5 separate regions of the Homo sapiens genome follow, and regions 2, 3, 4 and 5 are each linked to region 1. A link is a loop called in an ENCODE intact Hi-C map of the cell type or tissue named here. Cell type or tissue: PC-3. All regions are shown on one strand. Each heading gives the region's core, and the rest is flanking DNA. Links, peaks and the distances in the headings are about the cores only. Region 1 has its middle 63 kb from the start of TWIST2. Region 2 has its middle 41 kb from the start of ASB1. Region 3 has its middle 42 kb from the start of LINC01107. Region 4 has its middle 20 kb from the start of LINC01940. Region 5 has its middle 5.5 kb from the start of LINC01107.

Region 1 (5,978 bases), core at 676-5,675:
AAAAAAAAAAAATAGCTGGGAGTGGTGGCAGGTGCCTGTAGTCCCAGCTACTCGGGAGGCTGAGGCAGGAGAATGGCGTGAACCCAGGAGACAGAGTTTGCAGTAAGCGGAGGTCGCACCACTGCACTCCAGCCTGGGCTATAGTGAGACTCCGCCTCAAAAACAAAAACAAAAACAAAAAAAACAAAACTTAAAAAGAAGAAACTTGGCCCAACTTCTTCTCAAAAAGAAAAAATGACTTTTTTCCCCTCTATGTTTCATTTCGGAGAGCTTCTATTACCGTGTCTTCAAGTTCACTAATATTTTATTCTGTAACGTGTAACCTGCCATGAATCCATCCAGTGTGTTTTTCATTTCAGCCATTATAGTTTTCATCTTTAAAACTTTAATTTGTCCTTTTTATATCTTCCACATCTTTACTCCACTTTTAAAACATATGGAATACAGTTATGGTAACTTTTATTTCTTTGTCTGCTAATTCTAACATCTGCATCAGTTCTGGGTCTGTTTTGATTGATTTTTCTCCTTATTATAGGACATATTTTTCTGTTTCTTTATCTGCCTGGTAATCTTTGATTGGATGCCAGATATTGAGAATTTCATCTCGTTGGGTGCTGGGTGTTTTTGTATATCTGCACATATTCTTGAGGTTTGTTCTGGGATGCGACTGAGTTTCTTGATCCTCTTGGATCTTACTTTTGAAGTTTGTTAGGTGGAACCGGAACCTCGTTTACACTAAGGGTACTTATTCTCCAATACTCAGGCAAGTACTGATACGCCACCCGATGTCCTCTGAGATTTCCAGTTTGTCATGTGGGCACAGGTGCTATTTGCAGACCGATGTGAGTGCCAGGCATTATTTCCTTTCATCTTTAAGGTGATTCTTTGCTCGGTCTTGGGCAGTTTCCTCACACACACCCGCCAATCCTGAAGGTGAGCCTCTGCAGATCTCTGGATTCTCTCCTCTCTGGGACTCTGCCCTGCCAAGGGTAGTTGCACTGGTCTCCCCGAAATCTCTATCTTCCCAACTCAGAGAGTCTGCTGGGCTCTGCCTGAGTGGAGGAGATGCCTCCTTCTTGTTCTGTGGCCTGAAAACTCAAGGCAGTGCATTGGGCTACCATAGGGCTCAATGGTTTCCTTCCCATCCCACAGGGATCACTGTCCTTCACTGCCTCCTTCCAGTGTTCGGAAGACCGTTGTTTTTCATATTTGGTCTGCTTTTTGTGTGTTTTTGTTTCCTATGGAGGGTAAATTTGGTCTGTGACAAAGTCTTTGTGCTGTGGTTCTCTCCATCTGCGCTAGGTTGGCCTTCCTCATCTCAATGCCCCCATGCCTGACATGGCACCTGACATTCAGTCCATCTACACTAGGTCAGCCTTCCTTATCTCAACGCCTCCATGCCAGACATGGCACCTGACACTCAGTCCATCTGCACTAGGTCGGCCTTCCTCATCTCAACGCCCCCATGCCTGACATGGCACCTGACACTCAGTCCATCTGCACTAGGTCGGCCTTCCTCATCTCAACGCCCCCATGCCTGACATGGCACCTGACACTCAGTCCAACTGCACTAGGTCGGCCTTCCTCATCTCAACACCCCCATGCCTGACATGGCACCTTACACTCAGTCCATCTGCACTAGGTCAGCCTTCCTCATCTCAACACCCCCATGCCTGACATGGCACCTGACATTCAGTGGAAACTGCATGCGCGTAGATTACATGAACGGATGAGCAAATGAACTTAACTGGGAGTAACAAAGGGCGCTGAAGGCATTTGTCACCAGCTGAAGAAGTGTCACTGCTCTCTTCACACACATCTGTATATGTGTCTTGTTTCTCACGGTGATAGTTTTGAGGCCAAGGAACCTGTTGAATTAATTCATATCACATCCTTAAGGCTCAGTGACTTCGTTTTGCACAATGTAGGCTTTTAATAAATGTTTGCTTAATAAATAATTCATGGGTCGTTTAGACACGTGTCTGACAAACTTGGGTTGAAGTGTGAATGTAACAAATTTGTCTCTAATCCCAGCTGTGTGGAGTCTTTCTTCTCTGCTCTAGCACTGTGCTATCGACTACTGATAGCACCAGTCGGTAGCAGATCCCAGGACAAAATTATAGTTAAAAGATGCATGACCCATGGTGCCTTAACTTTCATATATGATGTCTTCATCTTTTCAAGGTGTTTAGATGACCATAGGAAGAAAAAGCGAGAGATAGAGGAAGTTAAAGAAGAAATGTTGGCTGCCATTGAAAACCAATCACAAATAAAGTTACAAAGTCAATTGGAAAGCAAGTGATTCTTCACAAATGCAAATCCTAGGACAGTGCCTGGCAGAGAGGAACTCCTCACTCCACCATTCTAATTCAATAATAGTCAGTTACTAAGGGCACAGCACTTTTAGGAGGAGCTCTCCCCTCTCCTACTTATGCAGAGGGGCCAAAGGATATATGACCAGGCTGTCAGCATGGGCTTCGAAGCGCTTGCATTGGGGATGCTAAAGGAAGCAGGTGCTGAGCATGAAGGAGATCAGAATCAATGAGTTACACAGGCGTGTATTCTCAACCAGAGGTGTGGCTGCACCATTAAGCCAGGGAAAGGTGGGCTGGGACACAGGACTCAAATAATCCCTCTGGCTGGACCAACGCAGAGGCCATGAAGACAGAGGAGTGGAATGTTGGGGAAAGGAGCTTTTCCATTTTTCTCTCCTTTCAGAGCCATTTTGCCTGTTTTCAAATCTAGTAACAGCATTGCTTCACCAGCGCAGTGTTGTAGATACAGCCTGTGGGTCACACCAGGATGCAATTACACTGCTGGCGGCACAGTGAGCCAAGAGGCTCTGGATGGAGCCTGGCCACCCAGCCTTCCCTCCTCAAAGTTTAGAAACTCGCCAACCCGACCCGCCTGCTGGAGGCATGGCTGCAAACCTGCAGGGTGCCACGTTTGATTTTTAAGCCTGGTGTGCTTCCTTGCCTAAATTACTTTGTGATGTATCATACTGAACCCTAAAATATTTTGTAGCCAGTTTTATTACGAAATGGATTCTATTTGGTGATTACAAAATATTCTGCTTTTAAGTAGTCTCAGTTCTTCAGCTGCTTCCACATGTGTGTTCAGCCTGTTGAAGAAGATGCGGGAGGCATTGAGCCTCCCAGAGAAAGACCCTGCAAGAGACTCCAGGGAAGAAAAACTCTCAAATTAAAGTTGTGAGCTCTGGCCCCCGCGTGCTGACAAAATCCATTGCATGCACCGCCCTCTTGTGGTCACGCAGCAGGTGACACACTTCAAAGGCAAGTTACACGGACTCTGCGCTTGGCCCCGGGGAACAGGTTCTCTGTTAGGAAAAGCGTTTCTGAACATTCCTTTATTCACATGTGCACGCACACAGCACTATAAGCAAGTGAGATCTGACATCAGGGCTATTCTCCCCTATCACAAGGAAATAACACAAATGTGGATTTTTTAAAAGCTCAGAACTGTGGGTGAAGATTCCAAAATCACAGGATGTCCAAACTGGAAAGGATCCTGACATGATCTTGATCAAATCCCCTCCATTTTTTTTTTTAAAGTGGTGGGGGGTTTGTGTGATCTTAGACAACTCACTGTATGTCCCAGAGACACATATTGACTTGCCTAAGATCACACAGCAAATCGCTGGTGTTGAGGTACAGGCCTCTGTCCCATGCCGGAAGTGGCTCTGGGACTCACCACTCCAGCTCTTCACTGGAGACGTCAGGAGACTGAGTCCAGCGAGGTCGAGAGGCCAGGGCCACGCAGGGAGCCCGAGAGCTGAGCTCTGGTGCTGGTCCCCTGGGCAGTGGGTCCCTTCTCCCATCTATGTCCTTCCCTGTTCTTGGGCAGGGACTGTCTCTTCCACCAGGACCTCTGTGCCCAGGACCGGACAAGAGGGGCTTGTGGCAAGTATGGACGGATGAAGGGGGCACCAACCAGGACTCAGGAAGAGCAGGGGCCAGAAGCAGGGCCTGGGCTAACTTATGGTTCAAATGGTAAATTTTATGTTATGTATATTTTACCACAGTGAAAAAGGAAACAGCAGTTTTAAACCCAAATTTAAAAAAAGGAAATAAAAAAAAAACTTAGGAACTTCTTTATGAGGCTACAGAGCAGCTACCACCAGCCCCATTTGACAAGAAAAATGCTATTCCCTTTTTTATTGTGGTGAAACATACATAACATAAAATTTGCCATTTTTATCATTTTAAGTGCACACTTCAGTGGCATTAAGCACATCTGCGCTGCTGTGCAACCGTCACCACTATTCAGCTCCAGAACTTTCCATCTTCCCAAATGAGACTCTGTCCCCCATGAAACACGAACTCCCTGTTTCCTCCCCCAGCCCTGGCACCCGCAATCCTACTTTCCGTCTCTATGATTTTGACCCCTTAGCTTCCTCATGTGAGTGGAATCGTGCAAGGTTCGTCTTTTTGTGGCTGGTTGTTTCACTCAGCAGAACATCCTTAGGTGCCGTCCATGTTCCCTTCCTTTCCAAGGCCGGGTGCTGTCCCACCCTACGGATAAATCACCTTTCGTTTCTCCATTCATTCATCAGTGGACACTGGGTTGCTTCCACAGTCCACGTGGTTTCACCGAAGCCTGGCAGTGGGAGCTGTCCCCTCTGGTGGACAGTGAACTCACTCTGGGGGAGGGGTCGAGTAACCATGGTCAGATGGCTCTTGCGGTGAGAGGTATGTGCCTGCTCTGAGCAAGGCACCCCGAAGGCTGAGGCCTCTCTGGAGGCTGGTAACTGTCACCCAGGCCACAGCATCTTGGGCAACCTGGATTCCTTCCTTTCCACCTGGGAAGCTTGGCTGACCTGGGGCCCAGCTCAGGCTGTAGCCAGGATCGGATGCTGTTTTAAATTTGGGATTGGATTCAGAAGGATCGGGAACCTGAAAGTCAACGTCCTTTCGGTTGATCTGAAAACACAAAACTCACTGGCTTTGCCAAAAAGGCAGTTCTCAAATTCGCAGCCAAAGAACGCATCGAACAGAAATAGCATTAGAGGGAGTGCGGGGATCCCTTCCATGTTACCGTGAAGTTCTCATACTGTTGAGCGAACGTGGGAGTCAGGGTGGAGAAAGCGTGGCCTGGCCGGCAGGGCACCGCACACTGTGCCGCTGTCTCCCCACTTCGTTTTCATTCTCTTTAAAAACCAAAACTGAAAAACCCTGCCCGTAACTACTTGCACTTATGTCCCAAACACCTCTGACTTCTCATCCGCATTCTCACTGAGGAACGTGATGCCAAGGAAGGGACTTTAAAAAATCTCTTAATTAATTATTGGTTATAATGAATGCCGAGGAGGGCACGTTTCCAAAACCCTCGTCTCCACGGTTTGCTTTCTGTTGTGTGTGCGTCCGTTGTAAACACAGCTTTCAGAATTTTCGCTGATGCTCAAGTGCTCTTTCCAGCAACAGCATTCATACACGCCAGGCCACTTCCCGCAAGTCATAATTACAACATAAAGCCAAATTAAATGTTCTAACGCTGTCGCTCCAACTCCTTCACATTTCCTTGCTCTTAGCAAACTTCCTTTTTTGAGTCCTGCAAAAGATTCGCTATTTTCCATTAAAGTAGACTCACTATTTCCTTCTAGAGTATTAAAAGTGCAAAGAGCCACAGGTAAAGCCTTCCTTTTCTCTGGTCTTACCGCATCCTTTGTCCAAACAAAGGCAGAAGTCCCCTGTCCCCCATGCAGTTGTATGTACGCAGAGAGCCCAGTCCCAGCTCCTAGGCGGTCAGACAGGCACCCCGAGTCACCACTGGCCTGCCAGCACCAGCAGCTCCAGGTCCCTGAAATCCAGCAGGCATAACCTAAGAGGTTACCTAGAGTTCAGTCAAGCTCCTCAAATAGCCACTAAGTGAAATGAGGAAAAGTTATGTAAAGTGAAGTAAAATCCTCAACAATGAAACACAAAGCTGTTATTCTCTTTTTATGAAACTCCAGTAAATTG
Region 2 (5,978 bases), core at 679-5,678, 320 kb before region 1:
CTGTGCTTTTGACCGGGGTCTCCTGGGCCCCATATTCTAATGGTCAGTTTCAGGTTCCTCTTCTTTCACCTCTGCCTGTGGAGGCAGGAGGCATGCAGTGATCATCACCCTCCTTCTTCCAGTGTTTTCAGTCTCTGCTCTCCAGGGACCAGTCTTCTGCATATCATGTCTCCTGGTTCCATCACAGCCATGTGAAAGCACAGTCACCCTGGAGAGGAACAGAAGGCAGAGTCAGCCCCTACCTGTCTTACGTGCGCCAGGGAAGAACGGACTCATGGCCCTTCTGAGACTTCAACCTGAGGGTCGGTGAATGTCAGAACAGCAGCAACAGCGAGGGCTGACTCCGGCTTTGACCTTCAGACCCTGAGCAGCCAGTGGAGTCTAGCTCAGTCTCGGCTTTCACTGTGGACACTGAGGCTTAGGGAGGTGAGGAGACACAGCTGGCTGTGGTGGGCCCCCGCCCTGGCGGTGCCAGGACCAAGCCCAGGGCCTGTCTCATGCCGTGCCCTATGCCTTCTGAGCTGAAGAGGAGCCTGTTCGTTGAGGAACTAAGAGTGGATTAGAAGAGTAACGGATGCTTTCTACAGAAGCAAGCGGCCTGGGTTTGGAATGAGGCAGCCTGTTCGTTTGCTGTGCGTCCTTGTCCCTCTCAGAACCTTCCTATAGTAGGCGCTTTATCAATGCTGGTCAGTGAAGGAATGAGTGAATGATGTTTTTCAACAAAAATGAATTCATTTTGTGGACTAAAATAGCCTCTGGGGAGCCCATTGCAGAGACCCTGCCATCCGCGCGCCCCGGGCTGCCTGTGGCTCTCCCAGGCTGCTTTCCCTGCAGGTCTTGTACGTGGGAGTCTGGCCATCCAGCATCCCTGGGAAGGGGTTTTTGGGAAATGTGCATTTATGGATTTGAAATCCCAAACAGGATATCCACACTGCGTTAGAAGGCACAGTTGGGCTCTGAGCCAAGCTGTGGTGAGCCCTGGGCTCCAGGGCGGCTCTAGAGGACCGAGGGGCCCCGGGCGGGAGAGGTCGTGCTGCGCTGAGAGCTCACATTTCACGGCTTGTAAAACCCAATCGGAATTCCAGGTGTGCAAACCACATTTGATGTCCCAGTAACCAGGTAACAGCAGGATGGAGGACTTGGGGAGAGACTTGAGAAGCTTCCTGAGGAGGGTTGCCAATCCACTGGCCCTCGCCTTCCCAACCCATTGCTGTGGCCAGCCAGCCCTGTGCCCTGTCTCCTGGCCCCAGCATGGAGAGCTGTGCACTTCCCCTGACCACACGGCCTGCTCATTGCACAGCTGTGCAGGGCCCTTCCTCTCTCTTGGATGCCCCACTTCAGATGCTGCTTCTGCCAGGAAACCTTTCCCTCCCCTCCCAGCTGAGTGGTGACCCCACCCCAATCTCTCACCAGAGGCCTGTAATCTTAGACATGCCTAGCAACAAACATTTGGGGGAAGGGTCTGTGTACAGGTTTGTCATCTTCATGCCTGGAGGAGGCGGCAGAGGTGATCAGTGAACAAGTACAGGTCAACAGCCAGGGTAGGGAGGTGTGCTGGAGGGGGGGTGGTGGGTCCTTCTTGTGTAGAGACCCGTAGCTGATCTCTGCCCGAGTAGCTCTAAAGCCTTCTACTTCTTAAGACCACTAGAAGGAGATAAGTTTTACCCTTCTGAGTTAAAACTTTAAAAAAGCCCCCACAATATCCTAATCTATGTGTCAAAAGCCCCCACAATATCCTAATCTATGTGTCTTAGTCCATTCCTGCTGCTGTAACACAGTCCCTGAGACTGGATAATTAAAAATCATAGCTATTTTTCATAGTCCTGGAGGCTGGGGAGTTCAAGATCAAGGCACTGGCAGGTTCAGTGTCTGGTGAGGGCCAGGTACTTCTACGATGGTACCTCGTTTCTGTGTCCTCACATGGCAGAGGGGGAGGAAGGGCACTTAACTAGCTCGCTGGAGCTGCCCCCCCATTTTGTTTTCTGGAGACAGAGTCTCACGCTGTCACCCAGGCTGGAGTGCAGTGGTGCAGTCACAGCTCACTGCAGCCTTGACTTCCCAGGCTGAAGTGATCCCCACCACCTCTACCCCCCTGAGGAGCTGGTACTACAGCCATGTACCTCCACACCAGGATAATTAAAAATAAATTTTTTTGTGTGGATATGGGGTCTCACTATGTTGCCAAGGCTGGTCTCAAACTCCTGGGCTCAAGCAATCCTCCTGCCTCAGCCTCCCAGCCCCTTGGCTGAGATTACAGGCATGAACCACTGTGCCCAGCCCTGGAGCCCTTTTATAAGGGAACAAATCCATTCTTGAGGGAGGAGACCTCATGACTGAATCACCTTCTAAAGACCCCACCTCTTTGGGTCTTAGGTTCCAATATATGAATTTTTGGTGGGGAGGCACATACATTCAAACCATAGGATCATGGCAATGAGGCATTTCTGAAGATGGACTTTTATTTATTTTCCAACACTGATGATAGGAAATCCTGTAGGATTAAATGATGCCCACTTACATTTGACTTTCAGATAAATCATACGTTTTATTATAATTATGTCCCATGCAATATTTAAATTTAACTGGTCCTCCTGTATTTTTTATTTGCTAAATCTGGAAACTGTATTTGGAATAAGCTCAGGAATAAAATTCAAGTTTTTATGAGTATGTAATGCTCTCTGTGGAAAATCTGACTCATAAATAGGGATGATGATATTTTGAAAAGCAAACAAAGTAATCAGAAAGACATTTTTTCTTTACAAAACCTAAATAAACCCCTTCTAAATTAGCTTTTTCAAACAACCTAAAAAGAATTAGTGATTTCCCAAGTACTCATTGTCCATACATCTGTTGATAGTAACCATTGCAAGGGCCTGAAAAAACATACATGTTTTGTAAAATGTTTTCCTAAAGCCTAATTTCTTGTATTTACCCATTTTTTTTTACCCTTCTTATTGTTCTGTTTTCATTCCTGATGTTTCAAGATTCCCTCTTTTATCATTTCCTTTCCATTTCAAGAGCTTCCTTAAGCATTCTTTGAGGATAGGTCTTGTGGTGCCAAATTTTCTTAGTTTTTTTTGAATCCAAGAGGGTCTTGATCACCCCCTTCATTTCTGAAGGATATCTTCATTGACAGTTCTTTTCTTTCAGAATTTGAAAAATTTTCTGCCGTTTCCTTCTGGCTTCCATGGTTTCTCATGAGCAATCTGCTGTCATTTGAATTGCTTCTTTCACATAGGTAAGGTGTTGATTATCTCTCTGTTTGTTTTTTTTTTTTTTTTTGAGATGGAGTTTTGCTCTTGTTGCCCAGGCTGGAGTGCAATGACACGATCTTGGCTCACCGCAACCTCCACCTCAAGTGATTCTCCTGCCTCAGCCTCCCAAGTAGCTGGGATTACAGGCATGCGCCACCATGCCTGGGTAATTTTGTATTTTTAGTAGAGACGGAGTTGCTCCATGTTGGTCAGGCTGGTCTCAAACTCCCGACCTCAGGTGATCCACCCGCCTTGGCCTCCCAAAATGCTGGGATTACAGGCATGAGCCACCGTGCCCAGCCGATTATCTCCTATTTCTTTCAAGATTTTTCTTTGTTCGTAGTTCTCAGGAGTTTCATTATGATGTATCTTTGATGTGAATGTCTTTGAGGTTATCCTGTTTACCATTTGCTCAGCTTCTTGTATCTATAAGTTTGTGTTTTTTTGCCAAATTTGAGAAATTTCAGCCATTATTTCTTTGAGTACTTTTTCAGTCCCTCCCTTTTTCTCTTCTTTTCCCAGGACTCTCATGACATAAATGTTACATCTTTTGTTATAATCCCACAGGTCCCTGAGGTGCTGTTCATTTGTTTTTCAGTCTGTATTTTTTTTCTCTGTTGTTTAGATTGTATTGTTCTCTCTTTCAGTTCACGGATTCCTTCCTCTGTCTTCCCCATTCTGTTGTGGAAACTATTCAGTGAGTTTTTGTCTTTGTTTTGGTTATTGTATTCTTAAGTTCTAATATTTCCATTTGTTTCTTTTTCATATTTCTATTTCTTTGCCAAGGCTTTCTGTTTAAAAAAAATTTGTGTCCAGTATGTTTCCAATTCCTTGTTGAAGCATTTTTATGATGGCTGCTTTAAAATCTTCATCAAGATATTGAATATTATTAACACAGAAAAATGATAAACATTTGATGGGTATGTTATTTACTTGAATCTGATCACATTATATGTATTGAAACATCACTATGTACCCCATGAATATGTGCAATTATTATTTGTCAATTAAAAAATAAAATTAATTGGCTGGGCACAGTGGCTCATGCCTGTAATCCCAACATGTAGGGAGACTGAGGCAGGCAGATGATGAAGTCAGGAGATGGACACCATCCTGGCTAACACAGTGAAACCCTGTCTCTTCTAAAAATACAAAAAAAAAAAAAATTAGCTGGGTGTGGTGGTGGTGGGCGCCTGTAGTCCTAGCTACTCAGGAGGCGGAGGCAGGAGAATCGCTTGAACCCGGGAGGCAGAGGTTGCAGTGAGCCGAGATTGTGCCACTGCACTCCAGCCTGGCGACAGAGCGAGACTCTGTCTTAATAAATAAATAAATAAATAAATAAAATTAACAAATAAAAAAACCCTCATCATGTAATTCCCGTGTGTGTGTCATCTTGATATTGGTGTCTGTTTACTAGTTTTTTTCATTCAAGTTGATTATTTTCCTGGTTCTTGGTATGACAAGTGAATTTAAGTTGTATCCTGGACATTTTGGGTATTCAGGATCTTATTTAAATCTCCTGTCTTTTCAAGCTTCCTCTGACACTTTGTCACCTAAGAAAGTGTCAGGAGGAGTGGAAGTCCAAATTCCCCTCTCAGCTTTTATTGCCACCCAAAAGGATGAAGAAGGATGTTTTACTACTCCTGGGTATGGGTGGTGGTAGACATTTAGGCTTTACTGTGCTTCCTTTGACACAAACCCAGTGGGGAGGGGAAGGGCCACCTTTTACTGCCAGGTGGGGATGAAGATTTGACCTACTCACGTGGCCTTCTCTGATGCTCTGGGGAGTTGGAGGCATTGCTTTTCTTGATCTTAGTTTGGGAGATGTCATCTCAGGGGAAGCGCTACATCCAATGTTGCCTTGTCACTGATACTAAAAAGGACCTTAGATTTCAAGCATTATCTTTTAGACTCCATAGAGATTGCCTTTTATTTCTTCCTCTTGCCTAATTGCTTTGCCTAGGACTTCCAGTCCTGTGTGGAATAGGAGTGGTGAAAATGGGCATCCTTATTTTTCCTGATCTTAGAGGCAAAGCTTTTATCTTTTCCCCATTCGGTATGATGTTAACTGTAGATTTATTGTTTCAAGGTATATATATATATCTTGTTTTCAAGATATATTGTTTCAAGGTATATATATTCAAGATATATTGTTTCAAGGTGTATATATATATATATATAAATACAAGATATATATATATCTTGTATTTATTGTTTCAAGGTATATATATATATCTTCTATACCTAATTTGCTAAGAGTGTTTATCATAAACGAATGTTGGATTTTCAAATGCTCTGTGTTTATTGAAATGATCATTTTGTTGCCTTTTTTTGTTACTGTGGTATATCACATGTATGGATTTGCATATGTTGAACCATCCTCATGTTCCTGGGATGAATCCCACTTGATCATAATGATCTTTTAAATGTGCCTTTCAATTTAGTTTGCTAGTATCTTGTTGAGAATTTTTGCATCTGTGTTCCTCAGAGATATTGGCCTATAGTTTTCTTTTTTGTTGTGTTCTTATCTGGTTTTGGAATCAGAGTAATGCTGGCCTCATAAAATTAGTTAGTAAGTTTTCCCCCCTCTTCAATTTTCTGGAATGTTTTGAGCAGAGTTGGTATTAGTTCTTCCTTAAATATTTGGTAGAATTCAGCAGTGAAGCCATCAGGTCCTGTGCTTTTAAAAATATTTATTTATTTTTTTCTTGGAAGACTTTTTAT
Region 3 (5,978 bases), core at 453-5,452, 190 kb before region 1:
TGGGCACGGCCTGACGACTGGATTGTCCAACAAAACACAGAAAGTGTAGACAAGAGAACAGCAGAAAGTGACGCCTGCAGCCACAGAGATGTGCTCCCAGTCTCCCTCTTTTCTGACTGCTGGGGGTGCACACCACAGCGAGGCCCAAGGGCTGTGATGGAGGCCTAGGATGGAAGGTGGCTGGTCCCTGAATTACTTCTAGGAGAGGCACCATCTGCTGAGCAGGAACCCCTGCCTGGGACAGTTGCAAGAACAAGAAATCAGCTCCTTTTGTGCCAGAACCAGTATGCATGTTGAGGTCCAATCCTACAGTTAGTGATGTGGTAACAGAAATGAGCTTTGTGCTTCCATGCCCTGGGCAACTGCAGGCAGCTGAGGCCCCCATCTGCAGGTGGTCTCTGCAGGCAGAGGGTTTCTGGTGAAGGGCCCTATGGGGTTTCTGATGAGGGCCCCACAGAAACCAGAATCTCTTCCCTGCTGCTTATTTCAAATTCTGCTCGGTTGTCCCTTCCAGGCCAGGCGGGTAATCTTGCTTGTGGCCACACTCCTCTTCCTGGGACCTGAGCCTGCCCTCCTGCTCCTGAGTAGTTCATTGTGATGCTGTCTGCTGTGGCTGTGGAGTGCTACGCGCTGGCCAGCCTGAGGGCGACCTGTACCGCCTTGGCCAAACCCTTTACCCCACTGAGAGATACCTCCCTCATCTGCAGCGAGAGTCCCTACCTTGTAGGGCAGTGTGAAGGATGTCCTGAGATGGTCAGGACTTAGCACCCTGTAAGCACAAGAGCTGTTCTTGGTGGCGTTATGATCACACCCACAGATAGGGCCTCAGGCAGGCCTCAGTGTCCTCCTGGCTGGCCACGTGCTACGGATGTCCCCATGCACTTGATGTGTCAGCAGCAGAAGGACCTTCAGGAGGAGGCAACGATGGGATGAGACGAGGCTCAAAGGAGGATGTTGCCGCGCAGAGACGTTTCGGGAATATGAGGCAGGTCACCACCTATGATTCTTGTGGTAGTGGAGGAATGGTGGCGGCTGTCATTGTGACACCCACTTTAGAGACAGGAAACTGAGCTTCAGAGAGGGGGAGTCCAGGCCCCACAGCACACAGCCAGGAAAGGGCCGGGCAGAAGGGGCTTTGGGTTTTAACCTAACTCACCCCGACTGCCTGCTTCTTCACCCAGCCATCATGGAACGTCTCTGTGCCTCTTCCCTGCTCTCGTGGAGGCCTGGGTCAGGCAGCTGCCCAGAGGCAGACGTGCACTGTGACCCTAGAAGACTGTTCCAGACAGGCCAGCCCAGGCAGAGACAAAACAGGGACCTGCTCCTCATTGGTGTCACGACCAAATGCAGGGGATTTGCTAAGGGAGGCGCAGCCATGAATTGGGAGCCAGCTTCGTGCTCTGCCACTCCTTCTTGCTAATCCCTCGAAAATCCAATCAGAGCTGTTTCCCTCCATGAAACCAACTGGACACAGCACATACTGGCCGGACCTCTGCCAGCATGGAGTGGATCTTTTTTCTGTTTAAAGAACCAGGTTTCAAATGTTCTTAATAAAACGTTTATATATATCATGCAGGGTGCAAATAAATATTTTAATATAATTGGAAGAATGTAGAGAATTGTAAAAAGTTATGGAAGTTTTACTTCTGATTGGCCAAGACTCAATAAACTCTGGTTTGATGTACTCTAATTTATAGGCGTGCAAAGCCAACTCTTTGGCATCAGAGAGGCCGTTAACGTTGTAATGATGTTTAAACGCTGACAAATGAGCTGCTTGGGCGGCACCTTCAGCCCTGAGAATGGAACTGTTGGAGCTGGAGGACTTGCCTGTCCCCAGCTTTCTCCCTTCCTCCCGTGCTGGTGGAGCAGGTTAAGGGCAGGAGGACTGTTCATTGGGGCGACTGCTCCCCATCGGTTGAGGGGAGGGCACAAAGGGGACCCATGGCTTCTTTTTCACTGTTGTCCCTAATTATGGTCTTTCTCATTAAAATAACAAGGACCATTTCTGCTAGAAACGCTGACACATGTTTTTACTTTTCTGGGCCGATGGAAACCACATGTAGAATCCATTCCTTCCTTTTTTCCCTCCAAAATGCAAATGGAAGAGCTGGTCCAGGGGGTCCCCGGTTGCCCAGCCCTGAACAGAGGCTTGGGGAAGCCCCCTACTCCCACGCCAAGACGTGACTTGCGCTTCTCTGGGCACTTTGTGCCAGCCCTACCAGGGAGTGCTGCCCCGCTCCCCAGGTCTCCCTCTGCTTGCTGGCACTGGGCACTCCCAGCAGGCATAACCCGAGCAGAGCTGAGTGGTTATTTATAAACTCTCTTGAATGCCAAAGCGCCAGGAACAATCCATTCCCCCCGTTTGCAGGAACATACTTTCAGCATAACTCATCACTTTGAAGATGGGTCCAAACTTTTGTTCACATTTATTGACAGGAAGTTGTTTTTCAAAGCTCAAGTCAGCAGGCAGGCCCCGGGCCAAGAGGCTCCGCCACCTCAAGCTGGCGCGGCTCTGAGGGCCCATAAATTGTGTTAGCCTCCCACCCACCCCTCTCTCTCCCTTTTTCCGCTAGAATTTGCCCAGAGGTTGAACATTACGTTTTCCCTTTGTAAAGTTTCTTCTTAAACTTTTTCTTTCTTTCTTTTTTTTTTTTTTAAGAGAAAATCACCTATTGGAAGTGTTAAGAGGTTCTTTTCCTCTCTGAAATTCTAACCCTTTATGGTGCTCTTGAACTTCCTCTTTCCCGCATAAGCCACTCTGAGCCCTCCTTACTGCATGAAATTTCTCGGCCAAGGGTCCTCCTTCTCATCCCCCTACTTGAGCCTTGAAGCAAGAATGTCCTCCCGGGCTCTAAGAGCTCTGCCTCTCCCCAGGCCTCTCTCCCCTCAACTGGGAATCAGGAATCCTAGGGCAGGTTGTCCCAAGGCCTGGAGGGGCCATCAGGCAGGAGGACTCAGTGATGTGGGGTCTCCTGTGGCTTCTTAGCTCTCTACTCACCCCACACATTTACCCTTTGGGGCTGACCTGGGTGTCCATGACTTATAGATCTAATCCTCCCCCAACATCCCACTAATGTTCCCAAATTGTCCCGCCCCCAGTGGGACCCCTCCATTCCCCTTTAAATAGACTCTTCTCCCTACAGCCCTGAGCTCTTCCAGTTACCCCAACCAGGGACCTGGGGGTCATCCCAGACCTCTCCCAGATTCCTGCCCCTGGTTGGGCACTGAGTCCTAAGTGTTTCTGTACCAAATTTGTCTTCCTACCCCTTCACCACTGCCTGGTTTCAGGCCCTGCTCCATTTTCGGGGTCACTCCCAGACCTCGGCAGGCCAACTTCTCTGTGTCCCAGATGCCTTTTCTGTAAATCGGGGCAATGTCAGTGCCCACCCCACTGCGTGGTGGCAAGCATTTCATGGGCTCATGTTTGCAAAGCACGCAGGATGGCTCTGGGCATCTTAAGTGCCACAGGTTGTTCTCCTGCTGCCGCTTTTCTTGGGTCTCTGGGTCACCCTGTCACTCTGAGTCAGTCCATTCCTTATGCAGCCACCGAGAGGACCTTGAAACAATGCACAGCACATTCTGCCATGCCTGTGCTTGAACCCTGTGCCCGCTCTCAGTTCCCCGTGGGATCCCCCATCCCTGGCTCTGCCTGTCTGCCTCCTGTGCCCCGCTGTGTCCAGGGGCTCTGGCCTTTGGAGTTGGCCTTGTTCCTTTCTGTTTCTCCCCTGGTCATTCCCTCCCTCTCCTTCCCTGTGAGCCCCTCTGGAAGGTGTTCCTGACCCTCCACTGTCCCTTCTACCCTGTCCTGGCTCAGAGGCCCTTGCCTACCCCCACACAGGCGTGCCGTGTACTCTGCCACGAAAGCTGCAATTCTTTCTCACGATCTCTGTGTTTTCCTGCGTTTGGAGACAGGGTCTGTGCCTCAGGGATCTCTGGGCCCACGGTGCCCAGCACAGATTATGGGCATAGTAAATAAATGCTCATCTAAAACGTGTGAATGACAAAGACCAGGAGACAGACCATGGCGCATGCGTGAGTTAGGAATTTCCCCCATGACGTCACCTCTTTGACTATTCTGATTTTGTCTAGTGATGGGTCAATCCATTTTTTGGTTTTTAACCTTGACAAGAGCCCAAATACCAAAATGAACTGTCTCTGTGTACTGATATCATGTGAAACTTTTCAAACCCAGGAAGCATTGGAAGCTCACACTTTTAGTGGGACCAGGGAGGAGAAGGGAGAGAGGGACATGAGGGAAAAAGGTGAATGGGTCCATTTTGTCTTGGAAGAAATAGGAAACGCAGCAGTCCGTGGAGGAGCCTCAGGGGCCCAGGTGTGGAAGAGAGTGCATGAGGCTTGGATCTGCAGGGGTGCTGCCCCGCGTGGGTCTGCCCGGGAGTCCTGAAGTCCTTGCTGCTGGAGAAGAGGGGTTGTTCTGGAGCTAATGGCATTGGAGCAGTGAGGTCAGATTGCAGGGACTAGGCACAGCCAGTGCTGGGAGGGCTTTGCCCTTCCCGCGGCTTTGTGCATTTGTTTTCAAATACAAGTAATAAGACTCTGGGCTGTTTGGAGCCCTCACTGGAGCCCCTCAGACCAGGAAAGGAAGAGCTGCCGGAGGCAACGGATACTAACCCAAGCTAGTTGATGCCTAACTAAACACCTGCATCTTGGTTTGTTTGTGTGGGAAGTGATGGTTGGACCAGGTGGTCTCTGGCACCTTGTGGGGGTGCCTCACCAGCTGCAGGGCAGGGCTCCAGGCTGGCAGAGCCTGCAGATGTCCCCACCAATGCTGTAGCGATGGGCTGCCACGGATGCTGGGGCAGCAGCCACGATGAGAGCCTGGGGGTTGGCCTCCTTGGGGTAGCCTGGTAGCTGCCAGCCCTGAGTGGCAAGAAGGTGCAGTGGGCTGGCCCTGCACCCCACTGCTCTCCTGTCCCCCACATGCCTCCTGCTGGGGGTCTCGAGGCTCAGCAGCGGCACTGACGGCCTCCGCAGGACCCCCTCCTGCCTTCTCACACTGGGGGCTTCTCCACTCCTCTTTTCCTGGTGCGTAGCGTCCTGCTCTCTGGTCCCTTTCATCGCCTTGGGGGGTGTTCCCTCCACATTCTCAGGTGGAAGTGTTTAAGGCCAGTCCCACAGCCACCCCTCTGGATCTCCTCCACCCCAGCGCGGTGCCCCCTGCAAATGGGGCCCACATGTACAGCAAAGCAGGATGAGGCAGGCCCCGCCTGCCAAGAATGTGGCGCAGCCTCCTGGGCATGGGACATTGAAGGGAGCGATGCATGCAGGACAGCGTCCTCCTCTGCCTGGAGTCCATGGAGGAGACCTCCTCGGAGTGGGAGGCTCCGCAGGCCGCCAGATGCTGGGGAGGGCGCTGGGAAGCTGGGAGGAGGTGGCGGGACGTGGGTGGGGAGGGGCTCCCTGTTGGGGCGTCCCGTCCTGTCCCAGGGGCTGCGGGAGTGGTCCCACCATAGTGGTCTCACCTTGGCCCAAATAGAGGTGGTGTCACCCAGGCCTTGCTGGGGAACATGGAGCTTGGGGTCCCTGGGACACCGCGGAGGGTCCACGTTTCCCCGAGTCCATCGGCAGGTGTGGACACCGCCTTTTCCTTCCTCTCGCCTTCTGCTTGGCTGTCTCTTGAGATGACTTTAGAAATGTAACACCTTGAGAACACTGTATGTTCACTTCCCTTTGAGCCTCATGACGACCTCAGAGAATGAACGCTCCCCCCACGCTGGAGGCTCGGGTGGCTAAAGCCGTCCCCGGGTGGCGATACTGGGTGGGCCTGGCGCCCGCCTGGTCCCCTGTGTGGTTCCTGGCTTACTTCCCCTCCTCAGTGCCACGTCCATCTCACAGACTTTTTTTTTTTTTTTTTTTTTTTAAACTGGTAGTTCCAGATTTGGGGGCAGGAGGCAGTGATTTGGGTGTGAAAATCCGCTGAGCTGGGATTGAACATGATGGGGCTGGAGACTCTCAAA
Region 4 (5,978 bases), core at 428-5,427, 160 kb after region 1:
TTTCCTAGGAAAGTCTCCTTCAGGACCGGTGGTCGGGGCACAGTGCTGGCACGTTTGTCACTAACGCACGTTTTACTGCCTCATGTGCCTCTGTGTGTCTGTCGACGTCTCAGCATTCTTGTGCACGGTCAGTTTGGGGACCTGTTCTACAAGAACCCTATTTCATTTTCCCTCCCCGTCTATTAACTCTACCCCAGCAGTGATTCTGATTTAGATTTTATGACACTTTACGGAATGGGGCAGAGACAGACGACTTAGTATCTCTGCCCCTCTCCCTCCGCCCTCCCTGGTTCACTCAGCCACTTCTAATCAGGCCCTGCTACGTCTGGGTCCCACCACAGATCCTGCTCCCAACTGGGCTGTCTGATTGGGCTCAGGCCCAGGCCATCCTGCCAGTCTCCACCAAAGTCAAGGCCCAACTGGAACAGCGGACTGGGATGCTGAGATATGGACTGGGAATAGCCAAGTCCATGCACATGAAAATGTGGGAACCCTGGATGCCCTGACCCACTGGAGCTGTGGACATGCCCCCTCCTCCCTGGTTAAAACCTAGGGCTCTGCCCTTGCTTGGGGAAGACACAGAGGCCTCTGCTTTACAAGACAGCACACACACACACACACACACACACACACACACACACACACACAACACCCCACACAAAGGATTAATCCCCACCTCCCCTCCTGGTCACCAGACAACAAGTGGATTTGAGGGGCAACATCACCCGACCAGGGCCTGCAGGGCTGCAGGGGGAGGAAGGGGCCACACGCCGAGCTGTGGAGTCACAGGAACGTGCCAGTGAGGGGGTGCCAGTGTCCCTGAGCTCCGTGGGGTGCATCCTCTTTAGGCCAGGGAAGGTTGGGGGGATGCTATTGCAGAAGGGGGCTCCCAGGCAGAAGTGAAGATGACAGAATCCTGGAATGTTAGAAGCTAGCTATGGCACTTCTCTATCAGCCGCAAGGTGGGCACAAGCATGGCAATGAGTGGCAAGTTGGAAGGGAGCCAGGAAGGCCTTTCCCCCTAAGAACTATGAGGTGGTTAACAGATATGGCACATCTGGGGCAAAACAGACAGGCAGCCAATAGATGTTCCCAATAAAAGTCATGATCTTGGCCGGGCGCAGTGGCTCCTGCCTGTAATCCCAGCACTTTGGGAGGCTGAGACAGAAGAATGGCTTGAGGCTCGGAATTCAAGACCAGCCTGGGCAACATAGTAAGACCCTGTCTCTACAAAACTGTAAAATAAAAATAAAATAAAATAAAATAAAAGTCATGATCTCTTGCCCATCATATGTGATGTAGAGGAAACACATTGTACTAGGAAAAGCTCTGGATTGAGATTCAGAGAATTCAAAGGTGAGAGATGGCAGATCCCTGATGACCTGGCTTTGAAATCAGGCTCTGCCATCTCATGGCTGGGCTATCTTGGGGCCAACACTGAGACTCAGTTTCTTCCTCAGAATGCTGAGTGTCTTAGTCTGTTTTCTGTTGCTTACAATAGAACACCTGAAACTGGGTAGTTTATAAAGAAAAGGAATTTTTTTTTAAGTTATGGAGGCTGAGAAGTCCAAGGTTGAGGGGCTTCATCTGGTGAGGGCCTTCTTGCTAGTGGGAACTCTTTGCAGAGTCCTGAGGTGGTACAGGCCATCTCATGGTGAAGGGGCTGAGCATGCTCGTGTGCTAGCTCAGGTTTGCCTTATAAAGCCACCAGTCCTACTCCTGTGATAACCAATTGATCCATTAATCCTTGGATGGATTAATCCATGTATTAGGGGAAAGCCCTCATGACCCAATCACCTCTTAAATGTCCCACATCTTAATACTGGCACATTGGGGATTAAATTTCGACAGAATTTTGAAAGGGACAAATATCCAAACCATGGCACTGAGATAATATTAACGGCCACTACCCCACCCTTCTTACATGGTGGTTGTGAGCAGCACATCTGGTCATCCATAAGACCACATCATGGACACTCCAGGACAAGGACAGGCCCAGACCTGTCTTTCGACCCCACCAGTTGCTGCTGGCCTAATGCCTGCCAGAATCTAGATTCCAAATGTCATGGGGCCTAGACAGTTCAAGGACACACCTTCCCAGAGACCAAAAGCCCCTTCCACCTTTTTTATTTTTAAGCAAGGGCTACTGGTTGACAGGAACTGATCCCCCAGCACCATGGCCACAGCCCCACCCCTGGCTGCAAGCTCTTGAGTTTTTTGCAAGCGAGAGCTGGGCTGACATCCTGGTTGTTGGTTTTCTTTCCATGTAAATTCAGTTCTTGCCTCCCTTTATCCTTGATGTATGTCTCAGAGAATTCTCCAGGAAGAACAATTTTCTGCCAAGCACTAGAGCAAAATCTGGATTTCACCTAAGATTTTATAGGGAAGGGCAGAGGACTCCTGCAGCCTACCCAGAGGATACCCTCCAGCCTGCCTTGCTCTCTGGTGCCACCAGCAGGCAGGCCCCACTCTGCACTTCCCTCCTTGGCCGTGGTTCACTGCTTGTCCCTGTAACAGGGCTGTGGCCTCAGCCCTGCAAAACCCAAGCAGCAACACACGAGCCTTGGAGGAAACCCTGCTGGCCTCTGCTAAACCAGCAGCTTATTATTGCCAGTTACTTACTGGTGCTAAGTGTGCCCCTGAGGGTCTCATCGCCCACCCAATCTGGTTATCCTGTTCCCACCAGCTTCATAAACGATGTCCCCTAAGAAAAGATTGAGTAAGTACCACTTTCTCCATCTTGGTCTGTTATGGGATCTTTAGGGTGTTGCTTTTCTGGCCAGAAACCTCTGTGGCCAGTGGTACCTTTGCCCGAGTTCTTGTCCTGTGTCCAGGAAGAATGAGGTACACAGACAAGTAGAAGGTAAACAAGATGAAGAGGAGTTTTATTGAGTGTTAGAATAGCTCAGAGGAGACCCACAGTGGGTAGCTCCTCTCTGTGGGAAGGTCGTCCTGTTGAGTGTTCAGTTCTCAGCAGAGAGGAGGCCCTGGAGTGGGCGGTTCCTCTCTGCAGCTGGTTATCCTGTTGTCTGCCGCTATCAGCAGAGATGGTAGCTCCTCTTTGCAGCTAGTCATCCATCCTTTCTGTCATCTCTCTGTCCTCTGTCCTGCTCTGGCTGAGCCTGGGGCTTTTTTGGGCCTCAGAGCAGGGAAGTGCATGCTGATTGGTCCACAGGCAGCCATGCATGGGCCCAGGAGAAAGCACCATGATGTCCCCCTCTGGTCCTCAGAACTGGCAGCCCAGCCCCCAGGCTTTATGCCTGCCCTGGCCTGAAGCTGGGGCTTCACTGGGGACCCTCCCCCTTCTGCCCAGGAGCCTGTCTGCCTCCCGTGGCCATTCATGGCACCCAGGTTGCTGGCACCAAGGGGCACCTGCAGGCCAGTGCCCAGCTGCCCTCAACTCTCCTTCAGCTTCTCCTCCCATGCTCCTCAGTGCCCAAAGTCCAGAGGGGGCTGAAGGGGCAGGGGGCTGGCATGTCAGCACTGCCCCAAGTGTGTGCACACCTGGTTGGGCTGTGAAAGTGCCTGGGCTTGGCCCCACCTCTGCTCTGAGATCAAAGTGGGTGCCAGGAGTGGGGAGAGGCTAGGCAGCAGGACCAGAAACCACTGAGCCTGCAAGGACAAGGGTTCCTTCCCAGGCCCCCTCAAGAGTGCCTTCCCAGGCCCCCCCAAGAGTGCAGGGATGCCTAGGTCTGCAGCCCCAGTTTGGGTGGCTACAGCTGTGCCTGGGGCAGGGGCGGGGCTCCTGCCTGCTCTGCAGAGCGGGATGCCCAGATCTGCAGCCACAATTTGGGCGGCTGCAGCCCCCTCTCAGGAGGGCAGAGCCCCTGCCTACTCAGTGGAGCAGGAGGCCCAAGTCTGCAGCCACAATTTGGGTGGCTGCAGCCCCCCCTCAGGAGCACAGGGCCCCTGCCTGCTCAGTGGAGCGGGAGGCCCAGGTCTGCAGCCACAATTTGGGTGGCTGCAGCCCCCTCTCAGGAGGGCAGAGCCCCTGCCTGCTCAGTGGAGCGGGAGGCCCGGGTCTGCAGCTTTGGGCAGCCGTGCTTAGGGCAGAGTTTGCAGCAGCACCTGGGGAGCTCCCATCCCAACTTGGAAGAGGTGGGGCTCTCACTTGTCTCCAGCTCCCGCTGGTTCCACAGAATGTGCAACCCCAGCTGCACCTCCCTGTTGCAGCTGATGTGATGGCAGCGGCAGGCCGCGTGGCACAGCCACTGCCATCAGTACTAATACAGGTAAAATAGATATGCAGCAAATTAGGTACTTACCATAGTGGGTTGAAGAGTAGCCTGCCCTGCAAATTCATGTCCACTCAGAACTCAGAGGGCAACTTTATTTAGGAATAAGGTCTTTACAGATGTAATTAAGGTGATAATCTTGAGATCAGATTATCTGCATGCGGGGTAGGCCTCAAATCTCATCACTGTTGTCCTTATAAGAGGAGAAGAGGACACAGAGACACAGAGGGAAGGCCGTGTGAAGACAGAGCAGAAGGCAGAGATTGGAGTGCTGCAGCCACCAGCCAAGGAGGGGCGGAGCCACCCAAAGCTGGGAGAGGCAGGAAGGAGCCTCCCCAAGCCTTCCAAGGGAGCACGGCCCAGCCCACAGCTTAGTTTTGGACTTCTGTTCTCCAGAGCTGTGAGATAGTGAGTTTCTGTCATTTTACGCCACCCAGTTTGCAGTTACAGTGGCCCTAAGAAATTAATACCCAGGCACACACAACCAAATCCACAAACAGGATGGACAAGGCCCCCTCAGACATCGATGAAAGCTCCGTTTTGGCCCTGACTGGTTTCTCTTCCTCTTCCCTGGTGTGGTTAACCTCACTGACTGGTCCCAGCTTCACCTCCAGCTGTTGGTTACACTCCCTGACCCACACTGTTTCCCAATGGACTGAGGATTTCTAGATTATTCTCCATGGCTGTGAACATTTTCAGAGTTTGCAGTTCATTGTCAGCTAAATGCAGATTGAACTCTGAGTCCGAGATCACACCTGGCAGGTGCTCTCTGCAGAGTCACCCACTCTGAGCGCCGCCCAGGAAGTGTTGGTCTCCAGAATGCTCTGCCTCTCTGCAAGATGAAAAGAGTTTGAAAGACCTTCCCAACATGAGTCAGAGATAGAAGGATGTCCAGGCATCGTCACTCTTGAGTCCTCCCAGTTACTCAGCACCAGTCACACCATGACCACATCCTGGGCTGCTGGACCCAGCTTCCCCTCCCCTCCTATGGCCATCCCACTCCCTCCTCCACTCCTGTCCCCACCTCTCCATCCTTTACCACAGCAGTCTGGAGCAAGGTTTGCTGTGAAACTGTTTCTTTCTGTATGTGGCCAGTAAAAGCACTTTAAAAATTTGTTGAGTTTTAAAAATTGGGTGATTTTTCATTGTAAGTTGTGTGCAGTATTCCATTTGTCATCCCTGAGGAGGGATCAGAATGTCTGGACTGAACACTTGCACGACATTAGATTAGCTCATCATTGGTGCTGTGGCTGAGGCTAGCTCACCATTGATGTGCAAATGAGGCTAGCTCACCCTCAGTGTGTGGATAAGGCTAGCTTACTTCTGGAGCTGTGGATGAAGCTAGTCACCGTTGGAGCCACTGATGAGGCTAGCTCACTGTTGGTGCTGGTGCTGTGGATGAGGCTAGCTCACCATCAATGTACGGATGAGGCTAGCCCACTGTTGGAGCTACAGATGAGGCTAGCTCACTGTGGAAGCTATGGATGAGGCTAGTTCACCATTGCGTGTAGATGAGGCTAGCTCACCCCTGGAGCTTTGGTTGAGGGTAGGTCATCATTGTGTGTGGATAAAGCTAGTTCACTGTGGAAGCTGTGGATGAGGCTAGCTCACCCCTGCACCCATGCCTGAGGCTGGTCACTGTTGGTGCTATGCAGGATTCCATCCTCATGCCATTCTGAAGGGGGCAGATTCTCCCCCTGGAAGCCACCTGCAGGGTGAGGGAGCACTGTCTCCCAGGTGGTT
Region 5 (5,978 bases), core at 609-5,608, 220 kb before region 1:
TCAGGGGCTGAGCTGTACTCCCAAGGAGGTCAGGCTGGAAGGGCAAGTCAGGGTGGGGTCCCCGAGGGCCTACTGATGGACCCCGACTTCATTATACATCGATTAAATAGGGCTGGGCGTTGCCCTGTCCAGCTTGGCGCAGAGTTCACACTAAGCTGTTCACATTGGGAGCAGCCAGTTGCTTGCATTGCATTCCTTAACTGGTCCAGCCTTGTGCAGACTGGCCTGCTGGAGTGGGCTCTGCCTTGAGGTGTAGGAACCGAGTGCAGACCCCAGCTCAGCCCCAACTGCCCGTGAGAATTGGGGGCCGTGCCTTGCCTGTCTGCCCCTTGATTTTCTCCTTGTAGAATGGGTGCTGGATTTTGCTGTCCAAGGCCCTGCCCAGAACAGCACTTCCTGACTCTTGCACTGGGTCTTTCTCTGGCCCAGCTGAGGTCCCTGAGCCCACACCTGCCGCCTGCAGAGCTCCATCGCCTTGGCGGCTACCAGGGCTCCAATCTGGCGCTCGGCCCTTCCTCCCCTGGCCTCCCTCTTTGTGTCCAGGAACTGGCTTCCCTTACCTCGCCTCTAGTCCTGGCCTCCCTCAGGGAGTGAGGGTCTTCTGGGCCCCTCCAGGGCTCCAGGGCTGGTGTCCTGCCCCTGCACCCCACTCCCCAGGCAGTCACCCGGTGCCCTGTGGGTTTCCGTTACCCTCCCATGGCCGGTCCTCCAGGGAAGCCCATCCCACCTCCGGCTGAGCCAACCTCGTTTTCTCAAGAGCTATTAACACACAACGGAAAAAGTGTTGTGGATGATGGAAATGAGGTGAAGTGAATTCAAGAGCCCGCTTTTAGAGGCTGTACTTTCAGAGGTCAACTCAAGTGTTTCTCTCATCTGCTTTTCAAAGTTAGAACAGAAGGTATTTAAATAATCTTGGATTTCATCCCTCAACTGAGGCTCTCTTGTGGGGCTGGCGCCTGAGTGCCAGGTTCGGCCGGCTCTGCTGCCCTCTGTCCTGGGCCCATCCAAGCATAGCTGGCAGCGATCCGGACAGAGGGGGGTGCCCACCGTGGAGAAGGTTCAGAGCCCATGACTTCAGCCCCTCCCCACCCACAGATGCAGGAGACTGAGGCACAAAGAGGAGGTGCCTCACTAGGGCCGGCTTGGGTTTATAGTGTGCCCTCGGAAAGCTCTGGAAGAATGGAGTCTACGTTTCGGCTCAAGCTGCAGCCAGAAGCAGCCATGGGAACCCAGCACCCAGCCAGACCCGAGCCTCCTGGGCCGCTGAAAAACAAACCAGACCAGAGCCCCCAAGACGGGACCCGTGTCAGCAGAGCTATGGGGAGAATTGCACGGCGCGTGCCTTCTGCTGCTTAAATCCATCCCGCTAAGTGCTGGGGGCTTTATGCGCTATGGGACTCTCAGTCCGGGGAAAGGCCTTTTAATAAGTTATTATTAAAACCATTTGCCTTTTCACTGTTTGCATATATAATTCTTGAAATATCTCCTTCCTAATGAGCCCGGATATTGATATTCAACAGAGTTCTCTCCCCTTCGAGGCCCATCATCCCTGTCATAAAGCTGCCCTGGCGAGGGCCCACCTGGGAGGGGAGAGGGGTTTACAATCCCCCCGCCAAGCTTGAGGGGCAGGAGCTGTAACGTGTCCACGGGAAGCTGCAGGGTGAGTTCCTGGAGTGGCCTGGCTTTTCTCAGCACATAGAGGGGGCTCCACAGCAGTGGGGGAGAGAAGCAAAAGGTGCTGAGCTTCTCCAGCACTTGCCTCCTGCGGCGGGGGTGGCCAATGGCCGCAGGAGTCCTCAGGTGTCTTCAGACTGTGAGGAGTCAGGCCAGCGGTCCCTGCAAGCCTGGTGCAGCCTGGCAGCCAGCGCCTTAGCCCTCAGCCCTCAGCCCACAGCTCTCTTGCATAGGCGCTCTCAGGCCTGGGTGTGCTGTTTATGGGGCCCAGGGTGAAATGGAATTGGAGGCCCCCAGTTCAGAAGGCCTTCAGACTTCCAAGGCAGCGATGGCCAGGCCTTGAACAGAGCGTGGGGTCCCTGTGGGCTCAGCCGGGCCCTATGAGTCTGCCCAGGCCTCACACCTGTGGAGCTGGCCCTGGGGGCCATCGTCCTCCTCTTCCTCCCCTTTGGCCATTTTTTAGGTTCAGAAACAGATGGATGGAGAGGTCACAGTCCTCTCCACAGTCCTCACCAAGCAGGTCCAGTCCCTGCTTGGCCTGGACCAAGACTAAGACCAGAGTGGCCTCTGGGCCTGTGGGTTGTTGTCTGGACACCCAGCATGGGAGGGACTGGGAGGACGCCCGGCCAGTGAGGGAAGGCCCGAGGTCCTGGGCCTGCACTGCCACCTCCAGGAGACACCAGGATGGCTGGGGCCGCCTCCTTTCTCCCACCCTCCCTCTCCCAGCACACAACACTGGCCATTCACATTTCAGCTGCCAGAGGGCAGGAGGCCCGAGTGTGCCAGTCATCAGTACTTACAGCTCCTTCCTCGTGCGGGACACTGCTGGGGTTGGGGCGTGGCAGGCGGTGAGGTGGAGGGTCCCAGCTCCTGAGCTCCAGCCTTCGAGGGAGACAGACTCATGAATCACCACCGTGCAAGTGCTGGGAATATTCCTGGGACAGGGAGCACACATGGAGGCCTCTCCACGCCCAAGGAAGGGAAGGGACAGCACTGGAGGCACCAAACGGACAAGAGTTCGGTGCAGCTCAGAAACTGAAACAGGTCAGAGGGGCAGGGCTGGGCCAGGAGGGCACTCAGGGTTTGGAGAAAGGAGGTTGGAAGGGCTGGTAGGGACAGACCCGGACAGTGTGGTAGGAACGTTTCATTCAAGTGCAACCGAGAAATGGTGTCGTGATCCGAGATGTGTTTTCAGGGGCTCCTGCTGGCTGCAGTGCATGCGATGGATGGAGTGGCAGAATGGGAGCCAGAGGACCCGAGAGGAGACCTGTGCATGGGTCTAGGCCTCCCGAGGACCGAACGAGTCCTCAGACAGCACCAGGGAATGGACCCTGGTCTGGGCCAGCCTCTCCTTCCAGGATGAAGAAATGAGGAAAATCCAACAGTGGAACTCATACAACTTTGAAGACCAGGAGGAAAAGAACTGTTTCCCTGAAAATGCAAGGCGGCTTTGTCTACTTAGCTTCTCCATTAGCTTGAATTCAACCTGAAGGGTCTTTGCATTTTGATTTTAATAGCAGTTGCAGCTTCCTAAAGAGGCCAGGATCTTAACACGCCCCTCAGCAGTGTATTAGAGACCTTTCTCCATCTCCCTGCCAGCAAAGTGTGTTACAGTTTTCGTTAAAATTCTTTATGTGGCCTGATGGGTGTAATGATGTCTCTGTTGTGCAAATATGCCCTTCCCTGGCTGCTCGTGACTTCAGGCATCTTTTCAGGTTTGCTGGATTTATTTGCTCTGACTCACTTCTGCCCATTCGTATCTCTTGCCCACTTTATTGCTGGTTGTCTGGCTTTTTCCTGTGGGTTCATAAACGCTTACTGTATATTTGAGGCATTAACACCTTATTGGTCATCTGCGTTAAAAATATTTTTTGTCAGCTACTTGGGAGGCTGAGGCAGGAGAATTGCTTGAACCCGGAAGGTGGAGGTTGCAGTCAGCCGAGATCACGCCATTGCACTCCAGCCTGGTGACAGAGCAAGACTCCGTCTCTCTCTCTCTCTCTCTCTCTCTCTCTCTGTCTCTCTCTCTCTCTCTCTCTCTCTCTATATATATATATATATATATATACACACGTACATGTACATATATATACGTATATATATGTTTCTTTTTTGTGATCTCTTTTGCCATAGACATATTTTGAGTTTGCTAAAGTAAACTTTAAAAATCAAAGCATATACAAATACAGATGAGTACACGCTTTAGAAGTGTATACTGTGATGAATTTTGACTGACTGAGCACACCCATGTGATCTCCAGCAAATCAAGATTTAGAAAGAACGCGATTGCCCCCTCCCGCCCTTCACAGCGATCAGCCCCTGGAGGTGAACCCTGTCCTGAACTCCTGGCTCCAAAGATTAGCTTTGAGCTTTACCTAGATGAATTCACACTGGCTGTACTCTTTCCTGATTATGAAAATAACATGGTCATTTACACAATTTAGAAAACATAGCAATGTATAAAGAAGAAAGCATTTGTGTGGTTTAATATACTTTCTACATTCATCATCCATTTCTACTTTTTTCTTCTGTGAGTTGCCTATGAGGTCTTTACCTCTTTTTCCCACTGAAAGCTTGGCTTTAAAAAATAATTGTGTTAAAGCACCCTTCCTACAGTAAGGATATGAACTCTCTGTTACCTTTGTTACTTGTATTTTTTCCTGACTTCTTATTTGCTTAATTTTATTATTTGAGGTATGAATACTTTCCCATTTTAGATAAAATTTTCCTTTGTTATTTGTTTTCATACTTGCTATGAAATGTTTCAAAGGGAAATATGTTTATTCCTTTTGAAACTCACGTTGAAACTGAATCCCCAAGGTAACAGTATTGAGAGGCGGGGCCTTTAGGAGGCGGGTAATCCCTTCGTGGATTGGTAGATCAGTGGGTTCTCACAGGAGGGGTTGGTTACCACAAGCATGGGGCTGTTATAATGGCCACGCTCTGATGCAGTACGAGGCCCTGGCCAGAAGCCCATCGGATGCGGCTCCTGAACCTGAGGCCTCCCAGCTTCCAGAACTGGCAGAAACAAATGCCTTTTCTTAATAAATTCCCCAGCCTCAGGTACTCTGTTATAGCAGCAGAAGATGCTCTAAGACAATAGAGTACTTTAAAAGATCTTACCCAGCTTACTATAAAGTCAGTTAAACGTTCACCTCTATTTTCTTTGAAAGATTTTATGGCTTCTTTTCAACGTTCAGCTTGTCAATCTATTTGGAATTTACTTTGGGATATGGTTTGGAGTGACACTCTTAACTTGATTTTTTTCCCAAGGAGTCACTCTTTTAAGCATTATTAATTGAAAATTCCATCCTCAGTCTAATCGTCCGTAACACAACTTTGTCCACGTGTTCAGCCTTTGCTAGAAGCGTCTTTTTCAGGGGCATCCTCTACCTGTCATCGGCTGCACCATGAAGTTCCTGTTTTGATTGCTTTCTCACTTGTTTTAATATCCCCAAAGGCAAGCCTCCTCCACTGCCCCTCTTTCCAAAAATGTAGAATTATTCTTATCCCTTTCTTCTTTCATCTTCAGAATTATTTAGTTAAGGTTTTGGAGTCGCATTAATTTGACTTATTTACAGTGTAGTTGGTCAGAAGTACACCCCATCTCTCCTCATTGTTTCTTCTTCGTCACATCTCATTTCAGCGAATCAAAGTTTTCTGTTTGCTGCAGCATCTTTCCTGCTGGAGTCTGTCAATGCTCTGAGTGCAAGATGAGATGGTCTCAGATATTTTGTCCTCAGGGACTTGTGCGGTGCTTGGCATGTCGTGGGACTCCATGGACAGATGGAGCGACACACTGGGGACTGACGAGGGGGCCCCCCACCCCTTTTCAGAAATCACATTGCTGTGTAAAATTTTATTTCACAAATGGCTCTCTTGCTTAAAACTGTTTGAGAACTCATACCTCTGTGCAAAACACTAAGCCGCCAGTAGTGAGATGAAGCTCTCAGCTCCAGGAAGGGAGATATTGGAAATCGGGGAATGTTTCTGGCAACCTCAGCTTCCCAACACGTGGGTGGTCTTCGGATCCACTTACACATAAAACCCAGGCAATGTTGAACTGTTTTAAAGGGAAAGGGGAGTAACGCGAGTGGAAGCGATCATGAAGTGTCTCTTTTCATGCGGAACATTCCAGTTGAGCCATCTCACCATTCTTAAGGAAGAAGGTTGAGGGAAGCAGTGGCGGATGGGTGGTCTGGGCAAGGTGAGGTCACCCGGGGGCTCCCCCACCAGCTGATGTAGGTGGAGAGACGGCCTTCACCTCCCTAGAAGCAGCAAATGGGGCATATTCTCTTTTCTTG

What was found. Peaks named below come from ENCODE experiments on the same cell type or tissue, not always from the same donor. Only the 100,000 strongest peaks of a DNase experiment are listed, where the experiment ranks them.
Region 2: a loop joins it to region 1, with 6 times the contacts of the local background. A loop is called at or near these places in 3 of 110 quality-filtered maps.
Region 3: it touches region 1 in a loop (3.0-fold over the local background); 5 of 110 quality-filtered maps call a loop at or near these places.
Region 4: a loop joins it to region 1, with 3 times the contacts of the local background. A loop is called at or near these places in 11 of 110 quality-filtered maps.
Region 5: a loop joins it to region 1, with 13 times the contacts of the local background. A loop is called at or near these places in 2 of 110 quality-filtered maps.

Annotation. Positions count from the first base shown.
Region 1 is chr2:238,781,922-238,787,899 of GRCh38, forward strand. No RefSeq gene overlaps it. Among named protein-coding and RNA genes, the nearest start is that of TWIST2, 63 kb to the right of the region's middle. RefSeq lists an enhancer at 1,567-2,070. In PC-3, for the core only: CTCF peaks have their summits at 3,276 (motif pointing left) and 3,478; a DNase peak (open chromatin) is centred at 3,270.
Region 2 is chr2:238,465,276-238,471,253 of GRCh38, forward strand. No RefSeq gene overlaps it. Among named protein-coding and RNA genes, the nearest start is that of ASB1, 41 kb to the left of the region's middle. In PC-3, for the core only: no CTCF peak of the experiment used is centred there; a DNase peak (open chromatin) is centred at 2,706; H3K4me3 peaks cover 353 bases; H3K27ac peaks cover 1,769 bases.
Region 3 is chr2:238,594,943-238,600,920 of GRCh38, forward strand. No RefSeq gene overlaps it. Among named protein-coding and RNA genes, the nearest start is that of LINC01107, 42 kb to the left of the region's middle. RefSeq lists an enhancer at 4,894-5,409. In PC-3, for the core only: no CTCF peak of the experiment used is centred there; a DNase peak (open chromatin) is centred at 2,369; H3K27ac peaks cover 385 bases.
Region 4 is chr2:238,943,466-238,949,443 of GRCh38, forward strand. No RefSeq gene overlaps it. Among named protein-coding and RNA genes, the nearest start is that of LINC01940, 20 kb to the left of the region's middle. In PC-3, for the core only: a CTCF peak has its summit at 2,452 (motif pointing left); DNase peaks (open chromatin) are centred at 4,676 and 5,116; H3K4me3 peaks cover 1,982 bases; H3K27ac peaks cover 2,118 bases.
Region 5 is chr2:238,558,041-238,564,018 of GRCh38, forward strand. No RefSeq gene overlaps it. Among named protein-coding and RNA genes, the nearest start is that of LINC01107, 5.5 kb to the left of the region's middle. In PC-3, for the core only: no CTCF peak of the experiment used is centred there; a DNase peak (open chromatin) is centred at 3,401; H3K27ac peaks cover 838 bases.